Regions from separate parts of the Homo sapiens genome. Here region 1 is linked to region 2. Evidence: read pairs that join two places in POLR2A ChIA-PET (ENCODE). Cell type or tissue: K562. All regions are shown on one strand.

Region 1 (8,000 bases), 1.4 Mb before region 2:
TCTCCAGGCCGGGTGCAGTGGCTCACGCCTGTAACCCCAGCATTTTGGGAGGCTGAGGTGGGTGGAACACTTGAGGTCAGGAGTTCAAGACCAGCCGGCCAACATGGTGAAACCCTGTCTCTACTAAAAATACAAAAATTTAGCTGGGCGTTAGTTCTCGCCTGTAGTCCTAGCTACTCAGGAGGCTGAGGCAGGAGAATCTCTTGAACCCAGGAGGCAGAGGTTGCAGTGAGCTGAGATTGCACCACTGTACTCCAGCCTGGGTGACAGAGTGAGACCATGTCTCAAAAAAAAAAAAAAAAAAAAAAAACCTCTCTCGGAGTTACCAAGCATTGAGACATAAGAATTTGAGGTGAGGGGTATACATTTCATCCCATTGCTCCATTGGATGGAGCAAACTGCTCCGCAGTTTGCTTATCCATTCACCAGCCGATGGACATTTAGGTTACTCATAGGCTTTTGCTATTACAAATAAACCCGCTATAAATATTTGAGTACACGTATGGCTGTGCATTTTAATTTCTCTTGCATAAATACCTAGGTGTGAAATTGCTGAGCCATATAGTAAATATATGTTTGTCAATTTTATTGATCTTTTCAAAAAACAATTTTTTTGTTTTATTGATTTTTCTCTATTTTCTGTTTTCCATTTCAGAGATTTCTGATCCTTATTATCTCCTTGGTGTCTTAAGATTGAAACTTACTTTACTTACTTTAGTGTCTTAAGATTGAAACATAGATATTGATTTGATACCTTTTTTCCTCATATAGCATTCAGCGTTGTAAATTTCTAAGCACTGCCTCAACTATATCCTACAACTTTTGTTATGTCACATTTTCACTTTTATTCAGCTCAAAATAGCTTCTAATTTCCCTAGTGATGTATTCTTCAGCCATATGTTATTTCAGAATGTGTTGTTTCATTTCCTAATATTTAGGGCATTTTCCAGATAACTTTCTATTATGGATTTCTGATTTAATTCTATTGTCATCAAAGAATGAACTTTGTGTGATTTAAAGTCTTTCAAGTCTACCAAGATTTATTTTATTTCCCAGAGTGTGGTTTATCTTGGTAAATGTTCCACATGCCCTTGAAAAAATATGTATTATGCCTTTGTTGGTTAGAGTGTTATGTAAATATCAGTTAAGTCAAGTTGAATGATGGTGTTTTTTAATTGTTCTGTCAGTTTTTGCATTATGTATTTTGAAGCTCTTTTAGTAGATACATTTATATTTAGGATTGCTATGAGTTCTTAATGAATTAACTGTTTTATCATTATGTAATATTCTCTTTGTCTCTGATAGTCCTCTCTCTGAAATCTACTTTGCTATTACTATAGGCACTTGAGCTTTTTTTTTTTAAATTAGTATTTGCAGGGTTTATCTTTTTCTATCCTATCACTTTTAACCTATCTTTGTATGTAAAGTGGGTTTCTGTAGCTTGCTTTTTGAATTCAGTTTGACAATCTCCACCTTTTAATTGGAGTGTTTAAACTATTCGCATTTAGTGTAATTATTAATATGGTTGGATTTACATGTCCTTTTTTTTTTTTTCTTTTGACAGAGTTTGGCTCTTGTCACCCAGGCTGGAGTGCAGTGGCGCAATCTTGGCTCACTGCAACCTCCACCTCTTGGGTTCAAGCAATTCTCCTGACCTCAGGTGATCTGCCACCTTGGCCTCCCAAGTGCTGGGATTATAGGCGTGAGCCACCCCACCCGGCCTTGCTATTAGTTTTCTATGTCTTATGTCTTTTTTGTTTCTCATTTCCTCCCTTAATGACTTCTTTTGAGGTAAACACATACTGTTCTAATATACTCTTAATTCCTCTGATTTCATTAATATTTTTCACCTTTTAGTTATTTGATTGGATGCTGGACATTGTGAATTTTACTTTGTTGAGTAGGTTTTTGGAATTCCTTGTTTCTGGGATTTGTTCTGGGATGCAGTGAAATTACTTGGCATCTATTTGATCCTTTCAAGGATCAAAGCAAGTCTGGAGTTGGGTGGTGGCCAGGATGCCCAGGCCCAGGGGGAGCAGGCAGGAAGGATTGGAAGGCAGTCAGGTGAGGACTGCAGGTAGCCTCTCTTAGTCCCTTGGGGCACAGAACTTGCTGATATATACAAGGTTTCCTTCCTTAGAGTGTAATAACAGTTTCTAGTCTGGGATCGGATCCTTTTGCGTTACTGAGCTTTGAATAGAGTTGCTGGGATTTTTGTACTATTAATATTCTCTCAAATTTTTAAGTTTGAAATTCTTGACTCCAGGAAGCATAGCATCTCACCCAGGACTTAGAGCCTGATACAACAGCCATGTACAGCCCCTGGGTCCCACCGCAAGTTGCCAGGGCCCTGTGGTGTCTATTCAGACCTGCTTTCCCAATCTAGAAGGTGGTGTGGGAATGCATGCCAATTCCCAGCCCCCCTCCCTGCCCCTGGTCCCCGAATTCAGTCATGGTCAGTGTCTACAGCACAACCTTCTGGCATGGGAGAAGGTCACCTGAGGTTAACCCTTTACTTGTAGGGTCCTTAATCAATCTCTGGCTCCTTTGGAACCATGGACACAGAATCAGTCCTGGGTGAGAACCTATATGTCATTTCAGGAATCGGTGAGTTTCAAGGATGTGGCTGTGGACTTCACCCAGGAGGAGTGGGGTCAACTAGACTCCCCTCAGAGGGCCTTGTACCGGGATGTGATGTTGGAGAACTACCAGAACCTTCTTGCCCTAGGTAAAATCCCCCCAGCCCCAGGCTGGGCGTCGGCTGTCAGCCTTCTTCTACATGGTAGATATTAAGGAGAATCCCTTCAGTGCCGGCCCTGGTGCCAGATATATCATGGGGTGGGAAGCAAGGCCTGTGCCTTGGGGCACTCATGGCCAGGGGCCTCGGCCACGCCAGAAGTCCCCAAGGGACAGCGTGGGAGCTGGTAGCATCCTTGCTTGGTGTTTCCCCTGGTCCTGGGATAGGGGCAGGGAGAGAAGAGAAGAAGGTGGGACCCTGGAGCCCAGCTGGCTCTGGAACAGTCCTCAAGCAATGAAGTAAGGACGTCAGCACACGTGGGGTCTTCAGAGTATACACTGGGATTTGGGTTCCAGTCTGAGACCCTCACTGCTTTTGGCCCAGAGGACCTCCTGTTCCCAGAGAGGGTGTCCACTTCACAGGCATTGTCCTTGTTAGGGGGCGGCCTGTAAGGTCGACTGGGCCTGGAGAGCTGCAGCATGCCCAGCCCACTTTCTCTCCACGAGCAGGACCTCCACTGCACAAGCCAGATGTGATCTCTCATCTGGAACGAGGCGAGGAGCCATGGAGCATGCAGAGGGAAGTCCCCAGAGGGCCCTGTCCAGGTGAGCAGAGGCACAGGTGGAAGGGTGCCAGCCCCAGCACCCCTGGTGGCACCTCCTCCTATGGCCCCTATTTTCCTCCCTCAGTTTGCCCCGGCTCCATCTCCCCTTTTCAGGTCCCCCGCCAGACCCTCCTGCCTGCCTCCCTTCAGCACGTACTGAGCACTGCCTGTGTGCTGAGACCTGTTCTGGGATACAACAGGGAACAAACCTGGCCACTGGGACCAAATGGTCACCTGCTGATGGGGATGGGGAGGCAGGAATAGAAATATTGAGCCATTGGTGTTGGCTGGGCAGCCGGGGGTGTGGGATTGGGGGCAGGGGGCCACCAGGGAAGGGGCAGCTGGCGTTGGTCAGTGTCAGGGTCAGCATGAGCATCAGCATCAGGGCCAGCGTCAGCGTCAGGGTCAGAGCCAGCATCAGTGTCAGGGCCAGCGTGAGCATCAGCATCAGGGCCAGTGTGAGCATCAGTGTCAGGGCCATCATCAGCGTCAGGGTCAGAGTCAGCATCAGCATTAGGGTCAGCATCAGCGTCAGGGTCAGGGTCAACGTCAGCGAGGGCTTCCAGGCTGTGGCCAAGATGGCAGCCCTCCGTAAGGGAAAGGGGACTGGGGTGGGTGTTGAGCAGAAGGTAGTCTGCTTTTCTTCTCCAACATTCTTTTTGTAGACTTCTCTTCTGAGTTGGTTGATAAATAAGTGGTAAATTCGGCTTAATTTATTGGACAGTGACTGCTGAGCATGTTAGGTGTCTAGAAAGCTCGAGAAACACCTTTCTGTGGGAAAGGCAGCCGATAAGCTGTGGAGCACAGAACACGGGGGTCGGGGAAGGCAGCCCCTCCTCCATCCCCCTCCACTGCCACATACCACCCAGCCCCAACCTGCAACAGTGGCTGCAGCCCCAGCTTTCTGGTCTTTATTTCTCACCCCAGCCTCTGATGCTTGCTTTGTCCTCTTTAACAAGATTACAGGTTTCAAAAAATTCATATTTTTGTTTGATTCATATATGAATATACTGAAAATGAGGCTGAAAGGTTACTGAAATCCTGCATAATCTTTCCACCCAGAGATGACGGTTCTCTAATAACTGACCATGTCACTGATTCCTCTGGGCCCTTCCTCTGTGTGCGGATAGACTTCTAAAGCTACATGTGGCCAGGCGTGATGGCTCACACCTGTAATCCCAACACTTTGGGAGGCCGAGGCAGGCAGATCACCTGAGGTCAGGAGTTCGAGACCAGCCTGACCAACATAGAGAAACCCTGTCTCTACTAAAATTACAAAATTAGCTGGGCATGGTGGTGCATGCCTGTAATCCCAGCTACTTGGGAGGCTGAGGCAGGAGAATCGCTTGAACCCAGGAGGCAGAGGTTGCGGTGAGCTGAGATCGTGCCATTGCACTCCAGTCTGGGTAACAAGAGTGAAATTCCATCTCAAAAAAAAAAAAAAAAAAAAATTAGCTGGGCGTGGTGGTGAGCACCTGTAATCCCAGCTACTCTGGAGGCTTAGGCAGGAGAATTGCTTGAACCCGGGAGGCAGAGGTTGCAGTGAGCCATGATCGCACCATTGCACTCCAGCCTGTGTGACAGAGCTAAACTCCATCTCAAACAAATAAATAAATAAAGCCTTATGCACCCTCGGAAGCACAGCACTCACGCCGGAGTCTGGCTACCACACTGGCCATGGCATAGTGAGCGTCCTCACGTGATGTTTACTGATTGCACAGTATCCCTTAGATGAATGTGCCCTGCTGTGTTGTTGGCCCTATTGCTGCCAAAACAACTTTTTTCTGGCCTGGGCCTCTTCTCTCTGCTCTGTGCAACTTCCCTAGACTCTTACCTCTCACTTGGTGTGGATGTGGTCTACACTATAGCAACACCAGCTGAGCTGCAGCCCTGTGTCACTGACCATCTCGTGGGCCTCTGCTTGCATGTCTAAAACCAGACTTGGAACTGGCCCTTCCTCCTCCTTTATAAAAGCTTCCACCATCCACCCAGGCTTGGGTGTTTGCTGAGGTCTCATCCTCTCCCCCATTTCCTCTCTTGCCACCTTCAGTCAACAGCTAGGGCCATCAGTTTTAGCACCTAAATGGCTCTTAGATCTGCTGCTTCCTGTTCATTTTCACAGCCTTGGTTCCAGTCTGAAGTTGCCATTTTTCACCTGAATTATTCAGATGGCCTCCCTAACTGGCCTCCCTAACTGCTGGCTCCAACCACCTTACACACCACCAAAGCCACCTTCAAGACAAACCATTATGCCAGGCACAGGGACTCACACATCTAATCCCAGCACTTTGGGAGGCCAAGGCAGGAGGACCACTTGAGCCCAGGAGTTGGAGGCTGCAGCGAGCTGTGATTGCACCCCTGCACTGCAGCCTGGACAACAGAGCGAGACTGTGTCCCCGCCCTCTGCTTCCCCCGCCCCCCGTCAAGACACCATATGATCACATCACCCTCTGTGCAAAAGGCCTTTCTTCCCCGGCTGCCCTCTGAGTCAGGCATCTGGTCACCTCGAACCCATCCACCTTGCCAGGGTCACCTCTCAGCCTTCCTGCCTCTGCGTGTCTTGTCTTCATCTTACTGTCTCACCTCTGAGCTTCTGCACATGCTGTTCACTCTCCACCTGGCTACCTGCCATGTGTGCCATGGCCAGTTCCACTTGCCCTGCTCTTCTGCATGTGTTGGGGCCACAGGCAGCACCACCATGCAGCTCTGCCCGCTGCACTAGACTGCTCCCTTTTAAGCCTGGGGAGGACAGAATTAGAAATAAAATCTCCTGCCAGCTCAGAAAACCTTGCTATAGAGATAGAAAAGAAAGAAAGCCTTCTTATTGAATAAGTGTTTAACCAGATGTGGTGTACAGGAGAGAAAGAAACCTCCCCCTTTGACAGAGGAGACACATCCAACCCAGCACACAGGGCAACTGTCTTCACCTAAAGGAAGAGTACAGCTTTTTGGGTTTTGTTTGTTTGTTTGTTTTTTGAGACAGGGTATCCCTCTATTGCCCAGGCTGGGGTGCGGTTGCATGATCATAGCTCGAAGCCTCAACCTCCCTAGGCTCAGGTGATCCTCCCACCTCAGCCTCCTGAGTAGCTGGGACTATAGACAGGTACCATCATTCCTGGCTAATTTTGTATTTTTTGTAGAGGGGTCTCACTGTGTTACCCAGGCTGGTCTTGATCTGGGCTCAAGTGATCCGCCACCTTGACCTCCCAAAGTGCTGGGATTACAGGTATGAGCCACCGCGCCCAGCCTCTTGTAGCTTTTTGACAAGCAGGAAGTTACATCTTGGACTCGACTCTTGGACTAGGCTCATTTTGCTTCTGAAAAGGTTTGCATGCGTCTCGAGACAGAGAAAGCATTTGCAATTCCCAGTGTTCTAAAGGGAAGCGCTGGGGTGTGGGGAGCCCTTTTTTCCTTTTGGCACCACAGACAATTTTTAATTCATTTGTTAGTCCTAGCTACTCGGGAGGCTGAGGCCGGAGAATGGCGTGAACCTGGGAGGCGGAGCTTGCAGTGAGCCGAGATCGCGCCACTGCACTCCGGCCTGGGCGACAGAGCGAGACTCGGTCTCAAAACAAACAAACAAACAAAAAACATGTATTTGTCCTGTGTATTGCGAGCACCTGCCATGGTATTGATACAGAGCAGTCGGTCAGCCGACGTGTCCGTGAATGAGTGTAATCCTCATCAACAGCTCCCAAGCTTGCCCCTTTCTCAGCCCCCTTGGTGCTTGTAGCTGTTCCTTCCGGGATTCCTTTGGCTTCTCCGCCTCTCCCGGTCTTTGCTCTCTGGTAGCTCCTTCCGTGTTCTTCCTCTCCCTTCTTCCCGCTCTTGCTTGCCCATCTCATCCTGGGCGCTCCCTTCTCTCTGCCTGCACCTTCCAGCCTTGGCCCTGGTGGCCTCTCCTCTCTTTTCTGGGCTTATCTGCATCTCCAGGCCAATTCTCAAATCTGAATTCTAGGCCAGGTTTCCGCTTGCTCACAGAAAATCATTTTCAATATCTTACAGAATGGGAGCTGAAGGCGGTGCCCTCTCAACAGCAGGGCATTTGCAAAGAAGAACCGGCCCAGGAGCCCATCATGGAGCGGCCCCTCGGCGGGGCGCAGGCGTGGGGGCGCCAGGCAGGTGCTCTGCAGAGGAGTCAGGCTGCGCCCTGGGCGCCCGCACCTGCCATGGTCTGGGACGTCCCTGTAGAGGAATTCCCCCTCAGGTGTCCCCTCTTCGCCCAGCAACGCGTTCCCGAGGGGGGACCCTTGCTGGACACACGCAAGAACGTCCAGGCCACTGAGGGCAGAACCAAGGCCCCCGCGAGACTGTGTGCAGGGGAAAACGCCTCCACGCCAAGTGAGCCAGAAAAGTTCCCCCAGGTGCGCCGGCAGCGCGGGGCGGGCGCCGGGGAGGGCGAGTTCGTGTGCGGCGAGTGCGGGAAGGCGTTCCGCCAGAGCTCCTCCCTCACGCTGCACCGGCGCTGGCACAGCCGGGAGAAGGCTTACAAGTGCGATGAATGCGGCAAGGCCTTCACCTGGAGCACCAACCTTCTGGAGCACCGGCGCATCCACACCGGCGAGAAGCCCTTCTTCTGCGGCGAGTGCGGGAAGGCCTTCAGCTGCCACTCGTCCCTCAACGTGCACCAGCGCATCCACACGGGCGAGCGGCCCTACA
Region 2 (8,000 bases):
GTGGAAAAATGTAATACATAATTATAACTTTAAAATGCCAGTAAGAAAATCTTCAGTCAGCTCTGGAAAACTAATTTTACTTCTTTTCATGAAAAAGTTGCAGTTAGTTTCTTTTGCAACCTGTCATGATAGAAGAGGAATTGCAGAAGGAAAGGAAGACCCTAAACAAAACTGATAATCATTCATCTGTATGTGTTTTAAAACATATGCAGGTAGTTTTCATATATGGCTGGTGGGAATGCAAACTGTACAACTCTTCTGGAGGGGAACTGGGCAATACCTAACAAAATTATATATGTGTACATCTTTTAACCCAGCAATCCTACTTCTAAGAATCTACTCTGAAGGTACACCTCCAATGATATGAAAAAACATATGTACAAGATTATCCACAGTAGCACTATTTGTAATTGCAAAATACTGGAAACAATCTAAATGCCCACACATTGGAGGAGACTGAAGACACTATGTTATATCCACATGGAGTACTATGCAGCAGTAAAAATGAATGAAAATCATTCTAAGATGTCTAAGAACAGACACAGAATGAATTCCAAGATATATTGTTAAGTGAAAAAACCAAAGTACAAGATTTAGACTATGCTATCCTTCATATAAGAAATGGGCAATAAGAACATATACATATATCTGCTTATTTGTACAAAAGAAATACAGGAAGGATAAACCAGAAACTAAAGAGATCAGCTACCTACAGGGGATAGGTGGGAAAGGGATAAAACGAAATGGGAATGGATGGTAGGGATAAGGAAGGAGTGATATTTCTCTGAGTATATCTTTGTGTATAGATGACTCAAAACCAGAGTAATGTAGCGCATACCAAAAAAATTAAAGAACCCAGAATACAAACAGTAACAAGTGAATCTAACTGCGTTACAAAGGAATAACATAACCACACTGAAGGGCATGAGGAAGAAACTTTGAAAACCTATTTTGACTGGATATTGTAAAGCTAAAGGCATAAAGAACTGTAACACAAATGCTGCTACCTAGTAAGTAAATTTGTTTCTCACAAAGATGTGAGTTAGCAATTCTGACACTAATTCATGTAGACAGTGGTACTGACTGAAAAAGTAAGTTTAAAAAAATGAAGGATAATGACAGCCAGGTTGGCAAAATAATTACAAATAAGAGGGAAGGCTAAAATAAACCACACAGTGTTGGATTAGAATGAGATATCAGTATGAACTCATAATTTCTAACATATACACAGACATACACAGAAATAAACATAGATACATGTGTAATATGTAGCTGAGTATACATAAGCCTATTTTCCTAGTTCTGTCTGCTGAGAAGACTTAGAAGCAGTGACACCCAGTAGCAATGAGCACACTTAAAAGCATATTGACAGCCAGGCTGTAATCCCACTTTGGGAGGCCGAGGTGGGTGGATCATTTGAGGTCAGGAGTTTGAGAACAGCCTGGCCAACATGGTGAAACTCCTCTTTTACTAAATAAATTCCTTTACTAAATAAAAAAATTAGCCAGGCGTGGTGGCGGGCATCTGTAATCCTAGCTACTCAGGAGGCTGAGGTTCAAGAATCACTTGAACCCGGGAGGTGGAGGTTCCAGTGAGCCAAGATTGCACCATTGCACTCCAGCCTGGGCAACAAGAGCGAAACTCCATTTCAAAAAAAAAAAAAAAAAATACAAAAGCATATTGAAAGGGCCTAGAGGCCAACCTGAAAGAGCAAACTAAAGTTGAAATTGTAACAATCTGAGCAACAAAATAAATCACAGTATTAGACTAAATCCATAGAATAAAACACATATCCATGCATCCACACCTATATAAATAAGTGAATAAATGAGAGGGAGGATAGTTCTTCCTTACAGATGCACTCCAATTAATACAGAAGGAATGAAGGAAATTGGGGAAAAAAATCAGAATTAGGCAAAAACCACAATAATAAGTTTCAGACAAGACCCATGGATGGATGCTAAAATCAGTGAGTAAAATTGATCACAGTCTCAGAGTACATCCCCTAAGATGTCTACGATAATAGTCGTAAAAGGATAAACAGGCAGATACCACCACCTTAACCAAATGATTAACATCTAAGACACAGCAACATCATGAATTCTCAGATATGATGTGCTGAGAAGAGCACAACACACTTAAAAATGCATAATCTCATTCTAATCATGAAAAAACTCAGACAAGTCCAGGTGCAGCGGCTCACGCCTGTAATCCCAGTGCTTTGGGAGGCTGAGGCGGATGGATCACCTGAGGTCAGGAGACCAGCCTGGCCAACATGATGAAACCCCATCTCTATTAAAAATACAAAAAACTAGCTGGGCACGATGGCAAGCGCCTGTAATCCCAGTTATTTGGGAGGCTGAGGCAGGAGAATCGCTTGAACCTGGGAGACAGAGGTTGCAGTGAGCCAAGATTGCGCCACTGCACTCCAGCATGGGCAACAGGGGCAAAACTCCATCTCAAGCAAACAAACAAACAAACAAAAACAAAAAAATCAGACGAGCCAAATGCAGTGGCTCACACCTGTAATCCCAGCTATTTGGGAGGCTAAGGCAGGAGGACTGCTTTAGCCCAGGAGTTTGAGGAAGACCCTGTCTCGAAACAACAAAAAAAACCCTAAGAATAACTGTCCTAGACTGTGTGTATATGTGTGTATGAATTGGGATTTTATTTTGTAAAGGACCCCAGGTGATTCTAAAGTTCAACTAAGATGGAGAGTCACTGCACCAACCCTTTTCTTCTCAGCTCACTTTGTCCTGGGCCCATATCTCATGGTTTTGGGTCTACTGTGGAAGTACCTTCTCTACAGAACAAAGACAAAGCAATAGAACCCAAATTCTTCCAATTCCCTTTGGGATCTATTCCCTTCTTCTCCTGCCTACCAGTATGAACTTCTATGGGATTATGCTGATGAGAAAAAATAAATTACATTTAAGTGACTGATACCAAAAACTGGAATTACTTCACAGATGAGAAACCTGGTCCCAGATACAGTGCACCTTCTGGACCTCAGTATCTTCAATTTTAAAATCATTGTTTTGAATCTGATTTCTAATTGTTAAGCTGAAGTGTTTCTTTAAATTTTTAAGTTGGTTAAAATGTGTGTGTGTGTGTGTGTGTGTGTGTGTGTGTGAAAGAACCTGCTCCCTCATCCTCAACAGCCTCATCAATCTCCACCCATTACCCATTTTTATTAGTTGCTTATCTTTCCATTATTTCCTCATGCAAACACAAATACATATTAATTTATTTACACGTATTAGAGTAAAGTGATTTCTAAATCTGAAGAGGCATCAGACTCATCCAGGGAGCTTTTTAAACAAGTGGACACTTAGTTTCTATTTTATACCTATTGACTGAACAAAACCCCTGGAGAGTGGAGCCCAGAACTTTGACAAAGTTCTCTCAGGCAGTTTTCTGTGACAGACACCTCTCAGGGTACTTACCCCAGCCCACATCACCTTTACCCAATAGGGATCTGTCCCCTTTTGTCTGTGCTGTTGAGAGTATTGCTCCTGGCCACAGCTGATGAGGTACTACCCAGCCCAGACAAGAATCCATTCTAAGGTAGAGCTGGGCCAACTAGCTCCTCTTCTCAGACAGCCTGGAGCTGGAGCACAGAGACTCCAAGGGGCCAGGCTGGCTGGCAGAAGAGTATCTGGTTGCATAACTGGGAATGCTGGGATGGGCCACATGCACCCAGACTTCATTCTGCAGAGAGGAGCCAAGTAGTAGACAGATCTGGACTGCAGAAACAAGGCCTGCTGCTCCACAGAGAATGACAGAGGCACTGCCTTGGTTCTCAGTGACTTCCCAATTCTTCAATCTAGTCCTCCATTCCTCAGGTCTTCAGTAGGTTTTCTGGAGTGAGTGAAGGCAGCAGGAGTTTCAGCAGTCGTCCTGCAGATCATCTGTTACTCTGAATATGCAGTGGGTGAGTGTTGTGGGCGTGGCTGTTATCTGGGGGCAGGTTGAAAAGCTGCAACACTGCCACTGACTCTGGCAGTTATTTCTCTGTCTAGGTCTTTGCTTGTGTTTGGAACAGATGTATTTACTGCTCAAGAGTGCAAATGAGGAGACAATATGGGAAGAAAAGAAAAGAAATTTCAGAAATAAGATTTCCACTGTAACTTGAGAAATAAAAAATTTGAGTAATTTCACAAGAACTCATAATTCTGCTTAACTAGTATTCCGTAGGATGACAGTGGCAATGTGGCAGCTTTTCAACCTGCCCCCAGATAGCAGCCATGCCCACAACACTAACCCACGATACATTCAGAGTAACAGATGATCTCCAGGACGAATGTTCAAACTTGTGCCGTCTTCGCTCACTCCCGAAAACCTACTTAAGTGATAGAGTATATTTGAAGAAATAACCTTCAAACTATTCAACTTTTATTTTGGGTCAAGATACAAAGCCTTGGTCTTGGAAGTCCTGAAACCTGAATTCAAGTTCTTGTATTGTATCACAGCTCTGTGCTTGTAACCTCGGGCAATTATCTTAACCTCACTGAACCTCAGTATCTTCCTCTGTAAAATGTAAAGAATACTTATCTCACATATAAGGTTACTTGGATGAACAGGTACGTGAACTTGTTTCATAAATTCAATACAAACAGTGTCACTGCCATCTAGATTTTTATCACTTTCATCTCCAATCTCACTTTTTTCATTATTTTAATATAATTTTAAATAATTACCTTTTTTTTTGAGATGGAGTCCTGCTCTGTCACCCAGGCTGGAATGCAGTGGCGCAACCTCGGGTCACTGCAACCTCCGCCTCCCAGGTTCAAGCAATTCTCCTGTCTCAGCCACCCAAGTAGCTGGGATTACAGGCACCCCGCAATTTTTTTGTATTTTTAGTAGAGACAGGGTTTCACCATGTTGGGCAGGCTGGTCTGGAACTCCTCGCCTCAAGTGATCTGCCTGCCTTGGCCACCCAAAGTGCTGGGATTACAGGTGTGAGCCACCGCACCTGGCCCTTAAATAATTAAATTTAATAATCATTATCATTCTTATTCTTTTTGTTGATAACTGTAAACTCTGCATTAGTTTTCCTTATATTTCTTTTCCTTTTTTTTTTTGGAGACAGAATCTCGCCTTGGCTAGAGTGCAGTGGTGCAATCTTGGCTAACTGCAACCTCTGCCTCCCGGGTTCAAGTGATTTTCCCCCCTCAGCCTCCTGAGTAGCTGGGATTACAGGTGCCCGCCACCACACTCAGCTAATTTTTATATTTTTCAGTAGCGACAGAGTGGTCAGGCTGGTCTCGAACCCCTGTCCTCAGGTGATCCACCTGCTTTGGCCTCCCAAAATGCTGGGATTACAGGCGTGAGCCACCAGGCCTGCCCAGTTTTCCTTATATTTCATTAGGCATAAAAATTATGAAGCTGGGTGCGGTGGCTCACACCTGTAATCCCAGCACTTTGGGAGGCCGAGGCGGGTGGATCACCTGAGGTCAGGAGTTCGAGACCCGCCTGACCAACATGGCAAAACCCCACCTCTACTAAAAATACAAAATTAGCCAGGCATGGTGCTGCATGCCTTTAATCCCAGTTACTTGGGAGGCTGAGGCAGGAGAATCACTTGAACCAGGGAGGCAGAGGCTGCAGTGAGCCAAGATCGCGCTACTGCACTCCAGCCTGGGCGACAGAGCGAGACTCTGTCTCAAAACAAAACAACAACAAAAACAAAAAACAAAAAACTCTATCTATCTATCTATCTATCTATCTATCTATCTATCTATCTGCATGCTAATTTTTAGAACATGATAACTACATAGGACTTTAAAATAGTTAAAAGTCCTACCATAGAGTCGAGGTGACTTAGCCAGTCACCCAAAAACAGAGCTAGGATTAACCCTTATTCATTCTTCTGAATTCTATGTTCTTTCCATTATACAAGAATGTGCCCAGAAAATCCTACACAACAGAACTCTGGGAAGAGCTAAGCTGAGAAATGGTACAGAATGCTGCCTTCAAAACCCAAGAAAATAAACACATTATAAACAAAGAACAAAGATAAGACTCAACTGCAAGGAACACAGCAAGCAAATTTTAAAGGGCAGCCCAGGAAGGAGCTGAGAGTGTTAAGTACAAACCATCAAGGCTCAAGAGAAAAGGAGATGGCTTCACAGAATCAAAAACCCACAAGAAGTCAGGCATGATGGCTCGCACCTGTAATCCCAGCATTTGGGGAAGCTGACGCAGATGGATGGCTTGCCCCTACCAGTTTCAGACCAGCCTGGGCAACACAGAAAGCAGTCTCCATCAACACGAAACATTTTAAAAATTAGCTGGGTGTGATGGCTCCTGCCTGTAGTCCCAGCTACTCGAGAGGCTGAACTGAGGGAGGAAGGGACCCAGAATCACCCAGCTATGATCACTGCAGTCTAGCCTGTGCAACAGAGACCCTGTCTCTAAAACTAACTAAAGAAATAAATAGCAGGAAGAAGTAAAAAGAAAGATCTAGGATGCAGGAAGAGAATGAGAAGACACATACCCGGACCCAGCCAAAAAAATAAAAATCAACAATGATTACTCTCGAAATTGATGTTATGAAATCAATGCCAAACAGTAATACATAAATAAATAAATCCTGATACAAAATAGTAAAATGCATGCAGAAATGTAAGCAAACAAGAGTGCAAAAGAATACCTGCACACTCAGAGTCAAGTAGGGCTGGTTCTACATTGTTAAAGGACACAGAGGCTGGCTGCTACACGCTGGGGGAGGGAAGAAATGGAGAGTGACTGCTCATGGGAATGGGGTTGCTTTTTGAGGTAATAAAATGTTCTGGGATTAGACAGTGGTGGTGGTTCCAAAACTTTGTGAATATATACTGAAAACAACTAAATTATATTCTTTTTAAAGGTGAAGTTTTTCTTTTCTCTGGTAGGTAAATTATGTCCAAAAAAAAAAAAAAAAAAAGCATGGTCCCTTCAAACAAAAATCCCTTTTCTCAGATCATTATTTCAGGAGCTAACACTTAAAAGAGAGATCCCTTCACTCTGGAAAGCTGACAGTAATCAAAACAGGGCATGAAAGCCTGGAGCAGGGAGACAGATCAGCTCTGGGAGTTGGGATGGGGAAGAAGAGAGAAATGGCATCTTGATGATACTTTTTATCCTGGCCAACCCACTTCACCAGCGAAAAGCTGATAAGCACTCAAGACAGAGGCCCTACACTAAAGAATTTAAAAGTATACAGGCCGGGTGTAGCAATTTGTACCTGTAATCCCAGCACTTTGGGAGGCTGAGGCAGGCAGATCACTTGAGGTCAGGAGTTCGAGACCAGGCTGGCCAACACAGAAAAACCCAGTCTCTACTAAAAATACAAAAATTAGCCAGGTGTGGTGGTACATGCCTGTAGTCCCAGCTACCTGGGAGGCTGAGGCAGGATAATCACTTGAACCCAGGAGGCGGAGGTTGCAGTGAGCCAAGATTGTGCCACCACACTCCAGCCTGGGCGACAGAGTGAGACTCAAACAAACAAACAAACAAAAACAAAAACAGAACTTAAAAGTATACATCTGGGGGGAGAAAAAAAATGTAGGGGTGGACGTGGTGGCTCATGCCTGTAATCCCAGCACTTTGGGAAGCTGACGCTGTGGATCCCTTGAGCCCAGAAGTTCGAGATCAGCCCTGGGCAATATGGAGAAACCCAGTGTCTACAAAAAATACAAAAAAATTATCTGTAGCCGGGTGTGGTGGCACGCGTCCGTAATCCCAGCTACTCAGGAGGCTGAGGCAGGAGAATCGCTTGAATCCAGGAGGCAAGAGGTTGCAGTGCGCCGAGATCGCGCCACTGCACTCCTGCCTGGACGACAGAGCGAGACTCCGTCTCAAAAAAAAAAATTATCTGGGGTGATGGTGTGCGCCTGTGGTCCCAGCCACTTGGGGGGCTGAGGTGGTAGAATCACCTGAGCCCAGGAGATCGAGGCTGCAGTGAGCCATGATCATGCCATTGCACTCTAGCCTGGGCAACAAAGTGAGGCTGTCTC

The links. Peaks named below come from ENCODE experiments on the same cell type or tissue, not always from the same donor. Only the 100,000 strongest peaks of a DNase experiment are listed, where the experiment ranks them.
Region 1: POLR2A ChIA-PET joins it to region 2 with 5 read pairs; 1 of 35 experiments calls an interaction of 5 or more read pairs at or near these places.

The regions. Positions count from the first base shown.
Region 1 is chr22:20,398,031-20,406,030 of GRCh38, forward strand. It overlaps ZNF74 (zinc finger protein 74), which reads left to right. Exons shown (of 5, transcript NM_003426.4): 3 at 2,602-2,728; 4 at 3,247-3,342; 5 at 7,347-8,000. Among named protein-coding and RNA genes, the nearest start is that of ZNF74, 7.9 kb to the left of the region's middle. RefSeq lists enhancers at 7,000-7,169, 7,267-7,436 and cis regulatory regions at 7,085, 7,352. In K562, no CTCF peak of the experiment used is centred here; DNase peaks (open chromatin) are centred at 2,053, 3,521, 5,881, 7,594 and 3 weaker places.
Region 2 is chr22:21,828,868-21,836,867 of GRCh38, forward strand. All of the region lies in intron 1 of MAPK1 (mitogen-activated protein kinase 1), which reads right to left. Among named protein-coding and RNA genes, the nearest start is that of MAPK1, 35 kb to the right of the region's middle. In K562, no CTCF peak of the experiment used is centred here; a DNase peak (open chromatin) is centred at 3,944.